2 separate regions of the Homo sapiens genome follow, and region 2 is linked to region 1. Evidence: read pairs that join two places in POLR2A ChIA-PET (ENCODE). Cell type or tissue: A673. All regions are shown on one strand. Links, peaks and the distances in the headings refer to the core of each region. The heading gives the core; the rest is flanking DNA.

What was found. Peaks named below come from ENCODE experiments on the same cell type or tissue, not always from the same donor. Only the 100,000 strongest peaks of a DNase experiment are listed, where the experiment ranks them.
Region 2: POLR2A ChIA-PET joins it to region 1 with 5 read pairs; 1 of 35 experiments calls an interaction of 5 or more read pairs at or near these places.

The regions. Positions count from the first base shown.
Region 1 is chr7:3,317,208-3,325,188 of GRCh38, reverse strand. The region is part of intron 1 of SDK1 (sidekick cell adhesion molecule 1); the gene reads right to left. It overlaps SDK1-AS1 (SDK1 antisense RNA 1), which reads left to right. Exons shown (of 3, transcript XR_001744897.3): 1 at 1-7,981. Among named protein-coding and RNA genes, the nearest start is that of SDK1, 20 kb to the right of the region's middle. In A673, for the core only: no CTCF peak of the experiment used is centred there; a DNase peak (open chromatin) is centred at 3,208; H3K27ac peaks cover 4,608 bases.
Region 2 is chr7:3,004,580-3,012,560 of GRCh38, reverse strand. All of the region lies in intron 1 of CARD11 (caspase recruitment domain family member 11), which reads left to right. Among named protein-coding and RNA genes, the nearest start is that of CARD11, 35 kb to the left of the region's middle. In A673, for the core only: no CTCF peak of the experiment used is centred there; a DNase peak (open chromatin) is centred at 3,940; H3K27ac peaks cover 2,640 bases.

The DNA of each region.
Region 1 (7,981 bases), core at 1,107-6,106:
AGATCTCAAATCTCCACATCAGAATCTGTGTTTTAAGCATCACCTGTGAGACTGAAGCATCACCAAAAAAAAAAAGTGGTTTGGTAGAGAACTTTAAGATCTTCTTCCCAAGGAACCTAGGATGCTTTTGGTAACAGTGATGATAAATGCAGTTCCAGAGAAACATAACTAATAGCTGCTCCACCACCAGAATCTACCACACTATATGTGGCTTGAATACAGTTTCCTAAAGCTTGTCCTCTGTTAAAAATAGAGACAAGTTCAGCATGGAAAGTTTACCTTCTGTTAGGAAAAATGAAGCATGGGAGGACTTTCTTTCAAACGTAAGAAACTTTCAGATTCTGAAATCTTGCCGTTTACTTTTTCCTGGGCATAGGTTTAATAAAATTACAGGAGAAAAACTTAAAGCACTGGTCAAAAAAATAAAAATATAAAAACCAGCAACTACCTCAAATTGAACCCATTAGGATGACTTTTCTAAAGAACAGTTTTCCAGTTTCTATTTTAACAGTAAAAGTAAGAGCCTACTTTTGCTTTGAGTGCAAAACCCATTTTTATGAGTAAAAATTACAGTTATACAATGGGAGTGTATTTCCTATTACAGGGAAGATAAAGTATCTAGTTCCACTTCATCTTTGATCACTAGGTCCCATACTCAGGAGCAAACAAACTTCCAAGAGCCACCTCCTATTCTTATCCTATCCTCCAAACATTTTACACATCGGCTTTTTGTAACGACTTTTCAAAGGCTGAAAGTTCATCAAATTAACAGGCAAGCAAAAAACTGCCTTTAAGGGAGCTATTGAGTAGGTAAGGCTTCTAGGGTACTAGTAAATATTCTAATGCTTTGATTTGGGTATTAATTACATGTGCATGTCTCTTTGTGAAAATTTATCAAGCAATATACTATTTGTCTTCCTTTCCATATATACATTTTAATAAAAATTTACTTTTAAAAAACATTCTTACAATCAAAACAATCTACTCAATTTCAAATGCTAAAAGAGAACCAGAAAAATGACCATGAAAAATGAATCTGACCCTACGACAGCAATGTGAAAAAGGAGAAAAACATGAGTATCTCCCTAGAATAGATACCAGATTTTACTGTGAGGGCCAACAGCCCATTTACACTCATTTCTCTCATGCTTACTTCTACATGAAATAGATAACATGATACAATTCTTGTAACACACAGAGGAATATGAGACCAAACGGCTTAAAGAAATGGACATAGGTAATAGAAACCCTGCAATCAAAAGACAGAGAAGATGACATTTTACTGGCTGAAGAAGAACCTTTACCCAACCTATCTACAGATCAATAAACTATAAACACTGTGCTAGGCAGAATTCAAAAATGTTCTGCCCCATACTCTGGAACCTGTAACTAAAGATGAGATCTCACTTCTGTGACAATGTCATATTCTACAGCACATTTAACCTGAAGGCAGGGAAATAATTAAGGTGGACCTGATCTAGGTACATGAACCCAGAGTTTCTCCAACTAAAAACGTAAGTCAGAAATACTCAAAGCATACAAAGGACCTGACACACCATTGCTGGTTTGAAGATGGAGTGGGGCACACGAAAAGGAATTCAAGTTGACCTCTAGAAGCAGTGTGTGGCCCCAGCTGACTGCCAGCAAGAAAACAGGAGCCTCAGTCCTACAGCCACAGGAACTGAACATGACCAGCAATGTGAATGAGTTTGGAAGTGTATTTTTCCTTAGAACCTCTACACATCTTATGGCCCAAACACTGGCCAATGTTACCACATATTTTCTTCCTATCTTTTACAGCAAGCTCTGGAAATTCAATCGGCACCAGCAGCAATCGTGATAAAGAAAAAAGAATTATACAACATATTCATTCACTCAAACATGTATTGGGTTCCCATCAGACATCAGGTACTGTGCCGGATGCAGGGAATGTAACAATGAATAACGTCTTTTGAAGTTCACAGACTTGGTGAAGACTGAAACTCAGCAAATGAGTTGGAATTTGCCTGGCCCTCGGTCGAGTGGGGGAAGGGGGCTAGGAGACAGCATCACAGTTAAAGGGACCTGCAAACAAAAGGGCAAAACCTGGTCTGGTGCATTGGTTCACGCCTGTAATTTCAGCACTCTAGGAGGCCGAGATGGGCAGCTTGCTTGGGTCCAGGAGTTTGAGACGAGCCTCGGCAACATGGCAAAACAAAAACAAAAACAAAAATGAGCCAGGTGTGGCGGCACACACCTGTGATCCCAGCTACTTGGAAGGCTGAGGTGGGAGGACTGTTTGAACCTGGGAGGTAGACGCTGTAGTGAGCTGTGATCACACCACCACACCCCAGCCTGGGCGACAGAGACAGAGACAAGGTCTTATGGGTGGGGGAAAAGGGCAGGTGGGGACAACACATTAGGTGAAGAGAAGGGAGCAAAAGAGTGCAATTACCATAATCCAGTATTCTGAAAGTGGCATGTGAAACCAGGAAGAGATTACACTGCAAAGGAAAACAAAGCTCAGATTATGAAGATCCCTGAATGCCACTGAATTTTTTTTAAAAAAGGAAAGTAAGTGTAGGCAACAATCTGACCAACTGGAATTCTTCTACATTGTTGGTGGAAATTGTTCCATTTCCACTGTGGGAGAGAGTTTGGTGGTTCCTTGAAAAGTGAAACACAGGATTGCCATATGACCCAGTAATGCAACTTCTAGGCATATACCAAAAAGAAGAGAAAACAGGTGTTCAAACACACATACATGTTCACAGCAACACTATTCACAATAGCCAAAAGGTGGAAACAACACAGATATCCATTAACAGATGAATGGATAAACAAACTGTGGCACATACATACAATGGAATATTATTCAGTCATAAAAAGATATGATGTAATGACAAAACACAACCCAGATGAACCTCAAACATCACACCAGGCAAAAGCAGCCAGACACAAAGTCTTATTCCTGTATATAAAATATTCAGAATAGATAAATCCATAGAAGCAGAACACGGGTGGATGGTCATTAGGGGCTGCTTAATACGTATGGGACTTCCTTTGGTGGGGGATGAAACTGTCCCGGAACTAGAGGTGGTGATCACACAGCACTCTGGATGTATTCAACACTACTCAACTGTTCACTTTAAAATAGTTCACTCGATGCTGTGTGGCACCTAAGTGAAAAAAAAAAAAAACTTTAGAAAGAAGCTAATAAAAATGATGACCTGTAGAGGGAGAGGGCAAACAGGCTGGGGGAACAAAGGTATAAGCAGAGCTTCTGTGTATACATTCCGCTACAGTTTCACCTCTGAATCCTGCAAATATGTTTACAATGGAAACAAAGAGAGAAAGAGAGAGAGAGAGAGAGAAAAGGAGGAAGGAAGGAAGGAAGGAAGGAAGGAAGGAAGGAAGGAAGGAAGGAAGGAGAAGGAAGGAAGGAAGGGAGGGAGGGGAAGGAGGGGGGAGGGGATGGGAGGGAGAGGGGAGAGGGAGGGGGAGGAGGAGGAGGAGAAGGAAGAAGGAAGAAGAGAAACCAACCCACATTCATTGCATTAAATATTAGGTTTAAAAAAAAACTTGCGAAAACATGAAGAATGTTTCTTTGGAAAGTAACTTCACATACTGTATGTAAAATGTCTTTAACTGTTGGGGAAAAAAACACAACTTGTCATTCATGTCAATGATTTTTATAGCGACTCAGTATCAACCAAATAAGTGCACTGAGTTCCTACAATAGGAAGCCAGGTTCTGACATATTCTCACCAATTCACATTCCTAGGCTGAGTCTCTAGAGCCAGAGGTAGTACAACAGGACAAAGTTCGCAGCTCACAAGGCTGGCCACCTGGGACTCTGTCATTAGTACTGTACTTTAAGAAACGTTATGTGCTCTGAAGAAATCAACTCAAATTAAGTGACCCAGCAAAATCAAAGAGGATTTTCCAACTTGTTTTCACTTTGATTTTGACGTTTCTAAGGAATCTGTCAAAAGAAATTCTATAGTATCATCTTGCTTGTGAATTTTTTAAAGGATTTTTAGTTTCAAAAAGATTTTATTTCACGTATGATGAATACATGTAGTAGTTTTCATTTCAAGAGCCTTCAGTTGATAAGCCCTGAAATATCTTAAAATTTTAGGATTGCAAGACATCCACATATCCTATGTTATATTAGCAGAAGTTAAATTTCAGAAGAAAAATACAGAAACTGAGCTTCACGATTGTGTCTGGAGTATACAGGCAACATTCAATTTTTGTCAAGCACAAGGTTTAAATTAAGACTGCTGAGTCCTAGCTGGATTTTTTTTTTAACCCACATTTTTCCTTACAGTACCAACATACTAATTTCTCCAATTCCTGAAACATACCAAAATTGTTAAACATTTTTTTGGTCAAGCTTATCACTATATTATAAAGTTTGGTCTCACTCTAGATGCAGCAAAATATGACTGGTCTTATGGTATTTTCTTTTTTAACAAAGATAACTAGTTGAACAAATGCCCTGTGTCAAGCAGGACTTATTCTGGGATGGCCATGATTAATATTAAAACAGGGCAACTGCTTAAAATATACAAGATCTTTGGCTAAAATCTAGAAAGACCATAAGCTAACATCACAGATGGATTTAGTTTGATTTCTGATTATGTGTAAAGAACAAAAATTAGTTAAAAATGCTTCATCTTTAGGGTTTTCATATACCAACCAAGGTGGGAGCAGGAGGAAATCAATATTAAGGCTAATTTTTTAACAGGGAACTCTGACACTGAAATACACAATTCTGACTGCTACAGAGCAGCATGTTACTATAGTAACATGAGTTCTTACTCCATAGAATATAAAAACATATACTTTTATTTTACTTGTGGCTATCTCCACAGTTCAAAGTATGTATAATATGAGAACTTACAAGAGATAGGGGGAAAAAAATAGAAAAAAAAAGCTGTAACTGCAAACGATGGCAAAGATATCTGGAAATGAGACTCAGGTCTCCAGAATGCTCACCTCCTTCAGCGCATGTGTGCGGTGGGAAGGACGGGCAGGAGAGAATGAGAGGGGAGTGCGTGTGTGAAACAGTCATCCGGAGCTTCCTAAACCCATACATCAGAAGAGAATGAGGAAAGGGGGAATAAATTGGGGAGAACAATTTCAAAAGTGTAGAAGAATTGTGATTCTGCCTCATCATATCCCTCCACCACATCCAGGCAATTCTATTTGGCAAGGTGAAATTCATTTTTTCGCATTCTCAGAAAGCCCTGGTCCATGATCAAGCTGCCCTCCCTTTCAATGCTCAAATTTTCAGAAAAGCAAATGCAAAAAAAAAAAAAAAAAGACTAAGAATGGGTTAGATATAGGCAAATGGAAGAGGAAACCAGATTTGTAATATAAAGTAGAAACAGTATAACTAAAGTGAAATCCTTAAACAGAACATTTCAAATGTATTTCAAAATGCTATATTTTGATTTCTTTCACGATGGAATGGCAAAAAAGGTACTTGAGTTGGCAATAAACAGACCAGAGACATGCAGGCCATCACTAGACACCCTGGGAGAGGAGAGCAGACCCTCCTTCATCAATGCAGTATACAATTGCAGAAACTTACAAGGGACAAAAACATAAGATTATCAAAGAGTACATATATGTATCATGTAAGTAATGAAAGCCTGCCAGGCCAAGAAGCCAGAGCATGTACTCTTGAGGAGATAATAAAAAGAAACTTCTAAAAGGTAAGCCAGCTTGGTTAGGCCACACCAGCCATGGGTGTAGATGGGAACACACTGATAAGGAATTAATACCTTGAGGGCCACCGGTCTAAGCCCCCAGATGCTCTTACAGGCACTCAACCCCTTACAAGACCCTCCACAAGCATTTCTGGGTGCAACAATCCTGACTCCTACAAGCATGACAGCTTGTGTCAAATGAGAGCCATCCCTCTCCTGTGGAAAAGGGTGGGGGCTTCCCACAGCTAAACTGCTTGTACTCTGAAGCAGAACGTTAAAATAACCCAGGGAGACAGTTCTTCCAGTTTCTACACACCACATTTTTCTATTTTCCACACATACATACACCACACCCTGCATATCATTCATTCTCCGTGAGGCCCCACTGCCAGAGTTGTCATGCCAATTAATTTAACAATGCGGTTTTTTGTCCTTCCCATCCCCACCTACTCCCCCCTCATGAATGTCCTTCCTCAGGCCACCCCCAGATAGGCCCACACTGCTAACTGCTTCTGTGGCATTTCAGCCCCACATTTATTCCCGTCTGCCAGGTACCATCTGTATCCAAATCTCAGTTCTATCCCAGCTGAAATCCCAATCACAAAAGGAATCATCCTGTCTAGTGACTTGAATAAATTTGATTGTCAATATTAAATTCACTCTGGAGCATCACCAAGAAAATATTCCTTCTTTGTTGAGTTTTTCTAGTACTAAAACCAACAATGATGGTACCTAATGCAATGGCAAGGGCTATGCTAGGTCAATATATTCATCAACAGGCCAAGAAAACTCAAAAAGTAAAAGAAATATGTAACATTTGTTGGGGATAAGTTCAGGAGGTAAGTAGGAGAGAAGATAAACTATGGAATTGGAAGAAAAGGACAACCAAGGTAAGACAAAAGGTCACGAAACAAGTAATAAGTAATGCCTTCTGTGTATTTCAGTTGAGAAGGAGAAACACATTAGGGGTTCATTTGATCTGATAAATTAATGAGTACAATAATAGCTATGATTTATTAAGCAAGACACTGTGCTAAATACTTTACATACATTATCTCCTCTAATCCTTACAAAAACCTTGTGAGAGAGAGATTAACTCTGCTTTACAAATGAGCACCTGAAACACAGACAAGTGATTCAACTTGCCCAAGGTCACAAGCTCTTAAATGGCAGGGTCAGGATTTGAATCCAGCTCTACGACTCATGACACTATGTTATAATGCCAATGCACTACAGCAGACGGCTTTAAAGCTTATTTTCTGTGTGTGCATGTTTGTAACAAGGTATACCCATGTGTGCTAATATGAAATGATCTCTAAGACACAATATAGGCGAAAAATGCGCTGGGACTAGCCTCCAAGCTAAGAGTATGCTACCATCTGTATAATGTCAAAGGGTTGCAAGGAAAGACATATATAGTTGTATATGCATAAAATATCAGCGAACAAATACTCATGAAACTGGAAACAGTGATAGCCTCAAGCAGGGGGAACTAGGGGGCTGAGGATCAGAAAAGTAGAGACTTTCACTACTACATTTTGATATGGTATGAATTTAACCTACTCATATTTTGTCATAAGAAATAAGCACTGCATAATAAAAACTGCATAATATAACCACAAAAACTTAAAAAACTGGAATGAAAGGTTACCTTAGGCTCCTAGTTTACCAAAGCCAAATAAAGAGGCTTATGAACAACAAAATACTTATTTTAATCAAGCATCCTTTTGAGATGTTTTCACCTGTTAACAGTGCCTGTCAACAATGCTCATATCCTAAACATGAACCAAAGGTGCTTCCATGCACAACAAGGAAAAACCAGCTCCTGTGAACATGGGAGAAGAGTCTGCAAGTAGAAAATCTTAATACAGGTAGGGAAGGAAAAAACGCCACTTAAAGATAGTCAATGAATGGAGAGAGGAATAGGCAGAAGGAAGCGCCCTCCTGGCAGGCACCCAGGGAACAGCACACAGCTACAGAACAAAGTCAAGCTACAGAAATGAGGAGCGAAGATGAAGGGGCAGAATCATCTAAAGGAAACAGGGAAAGGAAAAGGAATTCTTGCTCCCCAATTAGTCTGGAAAGCAGATAGATGAAAACAAAAATAAAAACACAAGATGACCAGTTTCATTTGTTGTAATTAAATGTGCAATATACTCAGAAATCAATACATGTTCCTTTGCTTGCCTTAAAAACCTTACTTTAAAAATTACTATAATCTTTTATGTAAAATAGGATTCGAAATTGCTAGCAATGTTTATTAAGCACTCCCATGATAGCCT
Region 2 (7,981 bases), core at 2,024-7,023, 310 kb after region 1:
CGATCCTCTGCCTCGGCCTCCCAAAGTGCTGGGATTACAGGCATGAGCCACAGTGCCTGGTGGAGGTGAGCTCTTTTCTCACTCCTCTTTTGCAGCTCCAGCTCAAGCGCAGAATGGAATCTCAATGTTCCAATTTTTTTCTTTGTTAGTGAGCCTAATTACCACTGCCATGTTCATTGGTTGTGTAAAGTTCTGTGAATTCCTGCTCAGTTTCCTCCTTTTCTTTCCCACCACGTGCCTTGTCTCTTTCTTATTGACAGTCTGCACATTAATCTCTATTTCATATATTACAGATGTTTTCCTGGACCATAACTTACACTTTAACTTCGTCGTGCTGTTTCTCACCACATAGAAGTTATAAATTACAATGTACGCGAAGGCATCAATCTTTTCCTAAATGACATTAGCATACCATGCCTTCTTTAGGAAGGCCTTTCCTATATGAAGGTTATCGGCGTATTTAACAGTTTTTTTTCTTCTAATACTTTGGAATTTATTATTTCATTTATAAATCATTCATCTATCTGCAAATTATGCAAAGGGGCAGGTAGGAACGTAATTTTTTCTGAATCGTTAGCCAATTATCCATCAGCACTTGAATTTCTACCTTGGTTTGAAATGTCACCCTAATCATACACTAAATTTTTACACCTACACTGGCTGTCTGCTAGACTTTTGTTCATTCATCTAATTATCTGTTTCTGTGCCACTGTGGCCTGTAGTCTTATAATATGTTTTAATATCTGGAGAGATGCAAGTTGACTTTGGATTTAGCCACCTTATTGCACTCTCATATTGATTCTAGCAGTTTCTGCTCTCGTTATGGTTCATTTTTAAATAATTGTAAATATTCTGGTTTATAGATTAGAGGGGGTATTCTTTTGTCATTTTAAAAATTTTATTATGTCTTTGTCAGCAAATATGCCATATGCTATTTCTGCGTTTCATTATTACTTGAAATTTCCTTTGTGGCTAATCTGTGTTGAATTTTTGTAGAATTTCCATGTGTAATTGAAAAGAGTTTTTTTTCTTCTATTTGTTGGGTACAGAGTTCTGTAGCTCTATTAGAGCAAACATGCTAACTATTTGAATCATCTCTCCCTGTACTTGCCGTCCCCGTCTCAGAGGACTGCAGGAAGTCTCTTTACTGTGGCAATGTCTTTACCGATTTCTTCCTGTATTTCTATCAGTTTTGCTTTATGTGCTGTGAAGCCAGATTGTGAGGCATGCAAGCATTCATGCTTAATAGCATGAAAAGTGGCCAGGCACAGTGGCTCACATCTGTAATCCCAGCACTTTGGGAAGCTGAGGCAGGAGGATCTCTTAAGCCCAGGAGTTTGAGACCAGCCTGGGCAACATAGTAAGACCCTGTCTCTACAAAAGATTAAAAAATTAGCTGGGCATGGTGGTGCACACTTGTAGTCTCAGCTACTCAGGAGCTGAGGCAGGAGGATCACTTGAGCCTGGGAGATCAAGGCTGCAGTGAGCTCTGCTGGCCCCACTGCACTCCAGCCTGGGCAACAGAGCAAGACCCTGTCTCAAAAATAGCATAAAAATCTTCCTAGTTACTTTTCATGCTTTTTTCCTCAAATTATATTAGGTTGGTGCAAAAGTAATTGTGGTTCTTACCATTATATAATGGCAAGGATTGGAATTACTTTTGCACGAACCTAACGTATTCTCATATAAGGACAGCAGGCAGATTGGATTAGGGCTCCACTTAACTCTCATTTCAGCTTAGTTACCTCTTTAAAGAACTTATCTCCAAATACAGTCACATTCTGAGCTACGGAAGGTTAGGACTTCAACTTATGCCTTCGGGGGGATGCTGTGCAGTCCATAACAGGCAACTACCATTGTTCCTTATATCCTATTTCTTCCCCTTGGAGTCTTTCTTCCTCCTTGCCGATGTACTGCTTTTGGTGATGGTTTCATTGAACGTCTATGGATGGGAAACTTTTTCAGTCCTTGCATGTGTGAAATTTTTTTTTCTATGTTTATACTTGAAATCATTGTCGAGCTAAATATAGAATTCTAGTTTCAAAATTGTTTTTCCTTAGAATGTTAAAGATACTGTCTTCTTGGACCAGGTATTGCCAATTGATCCATCTGATTCTATAGCTTTGCAGGTAACAGATCCCTGCAAGCTTTCAAGACTTTTTCTCGCAAGCCTGGCATCTGAGACTTCAGCATCACGTGAATTGCTGTGGTTTTTTTTTTTTCCCCTTCGTTCTTCCGGGCACTTTGTGCATCTTTCTGAGCTCAGGATTCATATCTTTTTTCAATTCTGGGAGCTTTTCTTCTAGAGTTTTGTTGAGTTTATCTTCCTCTCTGTTCTTTTCATTTTCTCCTGCTAGGTCACCTGTAAGACAAACGTGGGAACTTCCGGATCTATCTCCCACATCTCTTTAACTTTTCTTTTATCCTATCCAGGCCACCCCCAATGCCTTTTTTCTCTGGATTGTGGGAGAATTCCTCAATTCCATCTGCTAAGTCAGTGATTTGGTCATGAGCTGTGTCCATTCTGTAAATTCAGTCCATCTACTGTTTGGTTTTGTTGTTGTTGTTGTTTTGGTGATGTTTTGGGGGGGTTTTCTGGGTTTTTTTTTTTTGAGACGGAGTCTCACTCTATCACCCAGGCTGGAGTGCAGTGGCACGATCTCAGATCACTGCAAGCTCCGCCTCCCAGGTTCACGCCATTCTCCTGCCTCAGCCTCCCGAGTAGCTGGGACTACAGGCACCTGCCACCACGCCCAGCTAATTTTTTGTATTTTTAGTAGAGATGGGGTTTCACTATGTTGGCCAGGATGATCTCGATCTCCTGACCTCGTGATCCGCCCGCCTCGGCCTCCCAAAGTGACGGGATTACAGGCGTGAGCCACCGCACCCAGCGGTGATGTTTTGTTTTAATTTCTATTTGTGGAGCCAATGCTCTCTTGCGTCTTTCTGAGGACATGAAGCACGCACAATCTAATGGCTTGTTCTGCTGGCCCTGTGAACGCTTTCCTTGACCGTGCTTGGTTGTTTCTCTTACGGCGTTGGCTTTCCTCCAGTGTCTAGTGTTTCCTGGGGAGAGGACCACGTTCACATTGGGCATCCTCTCCAAATGGTCAGCTCTGACTGTATCTGTGCCTGCGGCCTTTTGGTGAGCACGAGATGATCCCTGCTGCGTTGTAGGGACTCCTTTTCTAGAATCTGAGGCTTCCTGTTCCTCCTGGGTCTCACCTGCACAGCCCAACCCTCCCCGCAAGCACCGTCGTGCCTCTCTGACCGCCAGGCCCGCAGTCTGCCTGCAGGAGGGAAGACATCTCCCTGGGGTGCTGCCTGGCCATGGAATGGGGTGAGGGGAGTTTGCAGGAGGTTCAACCCGGGCAGCTGTCCCTGTCTCAGGCAGAGCTCTAACTTGTCACCCTAGAGCTATCCTTTGTATCTGGTGTCTGCGGTCTTGGAGTTGGTCTTTCCTGCAGCCTCCGGACTTGGGTTTTCTCTTTCAGCTCGATCCTGTCTGCTAGCGATAAAATGATTTCTCATAATTTTGTATCCACTGGGTTGGGAGTGGGAGAGAAGGGAGAAATTACAGCATCTACAGTTTGCCTTCTTCGTATAATCTGCCCTTATGGTTTAAGTGTCACTTATTACATTACCGGGTCACATTGAACATTTAGTTAATTAAAAGCCCACAGTGTTTTTCTTCCCTTTCCTTCTTTCCTTCCTTTTTCTTTCTTTTTTTTTCCTTCCTGTTTTCCTTCCTCCTTTGTTATATTAACCATCTTTCCCAACTTTGTGTGACCAGCTAAAATCTGATAAAGTCAGTCCTTCCTTCCTTCCTTCCTTCCTTCCTTCCGTCCTTCTTTCCTTCCTTCCTTCCTTCCCTCCCTCCCTCCCTCCCTCCTTCCTTCCTTCCTTCCTTCCTTCCTAAGCCTCTGCCAAGCCAATTCTCCCCCATCCTGCCCTTGGGCAAAATTTTAAGGCAAAATTCAGCACTTTACGTTAATTTCTGTTGAATTCCATCTTGTGGTTTGGGCCCTATCTTCTTGCCTGTCAAGTCTTTTTGAATATTGATGAGTGCATTTATCATATTAACCATTTTTCCCAACTTTATGTGACCTGCAAATCTGATAAGGTTCTCCTGTATGTCATCACACACATCATTGCCAAAGGTGTTGAACAAAACAGGGTCCAGAAATGAGCTCTTTCGTCTAACCCCTTAGACATTCTCCAAGGTCTAAAATGTATTCAGCACAAAGAAAACACTATTATCAATACTATTTAGGTAATGCTGTTCAACCACCTGTGCGTTCACCTATGAGGAAAACCAGTCAGTCCCAATTCTATCATCTTGTTCTCAAGGTTATCATAGAAAATTGGTCAGAAGCTAAAATCAAGATGTACAATTGTCTTCTTGTTTTCTGATTCTCTGGTGTATTGGTTTGTCTTCCAAGCTGAAGTCTGAGTTTTTCAGAGGAGGGTATTGATGTCATTTCATTCAATGTTGTTTCATTATAATGTCAATGGGAAAAAAAGTTGATTCCTGGCTGGGACCACTGCCTGTGTGGAGTCTGTGAGTCTCCCTACGTCTGTGTGGGTTTTCTCTGGGTATTGCGGTTTCCTCTCGTATCCCAAAGGTGTGCATATTAGGTTCATTGGTGCGTCTACATGGCTGCAGTCTGAGTGAGTGTGGGGTGTGAGAGATGCCCCGCGATGGTGTCCTATCCTGGGCTGGTGCCCATCTTGTGTCCTGAGCTGCTGGGATGGGCTCTGACCACCCAAGACCCTTAACTGCAATAAATGGGTAAATAATTATTTGCTGTTCTTAATGAATCTTTCTTAAGCTCATATTTATTCTATGTATAGTGCACATTTATTTCCATGTTTAATACTAGAAGTGTTTTGGTCTTGAGAAGTTTGGTAGGCCAGGTACAATGGCTGATGCCTGAAATCCCAGCACTTTTTGAGGCTAAGGCAGGAGGATCACTTGAGCCTGGGAGGTCAAAGCTACAGTGAGTATGCCATGATTCCAGCACCGCATTCCAGCCTGGGTAACAGAGTGAGACAGAAGAAGAAAGAAGAAAGAAGAAGAAGAAGAGGAGGAGGAGGAGGAGGAGGAGGAAGAGGAGGAAGAGGAGGAGGAAAAAGAAGAAGTTGTAGTAGTAGTTGTTGCTGTTGTTTGGTGATGTTTTTGTGAGTAGAAACTTAATTCCTGTTTGTAATCATTAGCCTATGGTAAAATTCATTGCCTTACAGGTCATTTTGCTTAAAATTGCAGTTTCTAAGAACGAGTGGGCAATGCCGACTGAGGACTTACCGTACAGCTGTGCACATGCACTCACTGGCATGGAAACCATTGCATTATTTGAGCTTAGGATTCCTATATTTTTTCAATTCTGGGATTTTTTTTCTAGAGTTTCTTTGAATTTCTCTTCCTCTCCATTCTTTTAATTTTCTCCATCTGTATCACCTGTAAGACAACCGTTGCAACTTCTCAATCTGTCTTCCACTTAGCTTTTCTTTTATCCTGTCCAGCTCCACCCACCACCACCTTTTTCTGCTGGATTCTAGGAGAGTTCCTCAGTTTCCTCTTCTAGAATAAATCTATAGAGTGTATAAATATTAACTCACCACCCACAGTTGGAGGAGCTGTTATGGTTTTGATTTCATAGGCAGGGAAGTATCTTGATGGTTTATCGTGCTCTGGGCCAGGCCACCCTGCTGGTTGCAGTAGAGCTTGTTTGACTATCTTGTCCCAAGCCCTCTGCACTTCCACCCACTCCCTCCCTCTTTCCAGAATTTGGGAGCAGGCTCAGAAAATGCCATGCCCTGAAATTCCACCTGATAGGAATTGAAGAGAAATGAATGAGCGATTCCCAGCAGGGATCACTTGCCCTAAAAGATGAATTGAGCCGAGTTTCCGCAGTGACTGGGTCCTTCCCACACCTCATCAGTAGACTCCAAGCCAGAATGTAAATGAATGCAAAGTGATCTCATTCACTGAGCTTATCCATCATGGATATTGGTGCCATGACTGAAGACGGTGTTCTTGTCCAAGAGTAAGACTTGTGCATGTGCTTTTCCCCTCCACTTTCCTGGGGAGGGAATGGCCTGATGCTACCGACCAGTCCACATTCTCTGAACAGATGCATCCCCAGAGTGCACGTGAGTTCATCAGCTTCTCCAGGTTGATGGACACATGGCCTGTGATGATGTTTCTCAAAGTGTATGCCACACAGAACACTAGTTCGTGAGTTGCTCCATGAACCAAGGGTGCCATGGTCAGATAAGCTGGGAAATGCTGCGTGCTGCACCTTCCTTAGCAAGATTCATGTGCAAAGGATCTGAGAAGTCCTGTGATACCAGGCTTACCAATCCATTTGGTCACATCACACACCCCACTCCTCACTGTTTTTTGGTTTTTTTTTTTTTTTTTTGACTAAACACACTGTCTCCTAGGGACACAGTTCTGTGTAGTTAACAGGAAATATTTATTGAGTTTCTATGTGGCAGGCCCTGAACTAAGCTTTCTTTTGTATGATTTCATTTGCTCCTTAAAGCAACCCTGTGAAATTTATATATTGTCATCACTCCCATTCGACAGGTAAAGCATTCGAGGCTTGGAGAGTTCAAGCCACTTTCCCTCCTCACTCAGCCAGTAAGTGGTAGAGCCAGGTTCAAACCCAGGCCTGCCTCCCTCCAAAGTCCACTTTATCATGCTTCCCCAGAAGAAAATGGCCACTTATAATAAAAAGGTAAATTAGGGCCAGGTGCAGTGGCTCCCGCCTGTAATCCCAGAGCTTTGGGAGACCAAGGCAAGAGGATCATTTGAGCCCAGGTGTTCAAGGCCAGCCTAGGCAACATAACGAGACCCTATCTCTACAAAAAAAAATAATAATAATAATTTTTCTTTAATTAGCCAGGCATGGTGGCAAGCTCCTGTAGTAGTAGCTACTCAGGAGGCTGAGGTGGGAGGATTGCTGGAGCCCAGGTCAAGGCTGCAGTGAGCTGTGATTGTGCCACTGCACTCCAGCTTGGGTGACAGAGCAAGACCCTGTCCCAAATAAATAAGCATTATGGTTTATGAGTCAGCCTCTTAAGCATTCAGTGACCAGAATGAAGGAGGAAATAGTAAATTCCTTGAGCTTACAAAACGGAGCCCCATATCCTGAGTGTAGGGTGACCCCACTAAGGTGTAGCCAGGTTCCTGGTCTCTTCCTAGACTCTCTCCTTACCTTCCTATGGCCAGCCTCCGTTGTCAAAAGAAATCCAGCATGCTGCTAGGCTCATTAGAGGCCTGCGCTAAGCCAGGGGCAGGGGTGCCTTCCTGTAACTCCAGCTATTTGGGAGGCTGAGGCAGAAGGATCGCTTGAGCCCCGGGGTTTAAGACCAGCCTGGGCAACACAGCGAGACCGTCTCATAAAAAACAATAATTACAATAAATTATAAATATTCATAAATTTATATTGTATATAAATTTTTATTATATTATATATTATATATTTATATTTATAAATAAATTTATATTATATTATATATAAATTATATATATTATATATAAATATTTATAATTATAAATATATAGTAAAATATATGTTAAATTTATATTTATTTTTATATATTATATATTTAAATATATATTTATTGAAATATATATTTTAATTTAAAATTATAAATATATATGATATACATTATGTATAATATATAATAAAATATAATAAATTAAAAATGCAAATATATACTTAATTATATATCATATATAACATATTTCATATAAATATATAATATATAATTGTATATTATATACAATAATGTATATTTATATGATATTACATATAATTATATATCTATCATATATCAATAATATATATTGTTACATATATAATATATGAGAGAGATATATATTGAGTTTCTATGTGGCAGGCTGTGAACTAAGCTTTCCTATGGATGCTATCATTTGCTCCTATATATGTGTGTGTGTGTGTATATGTGT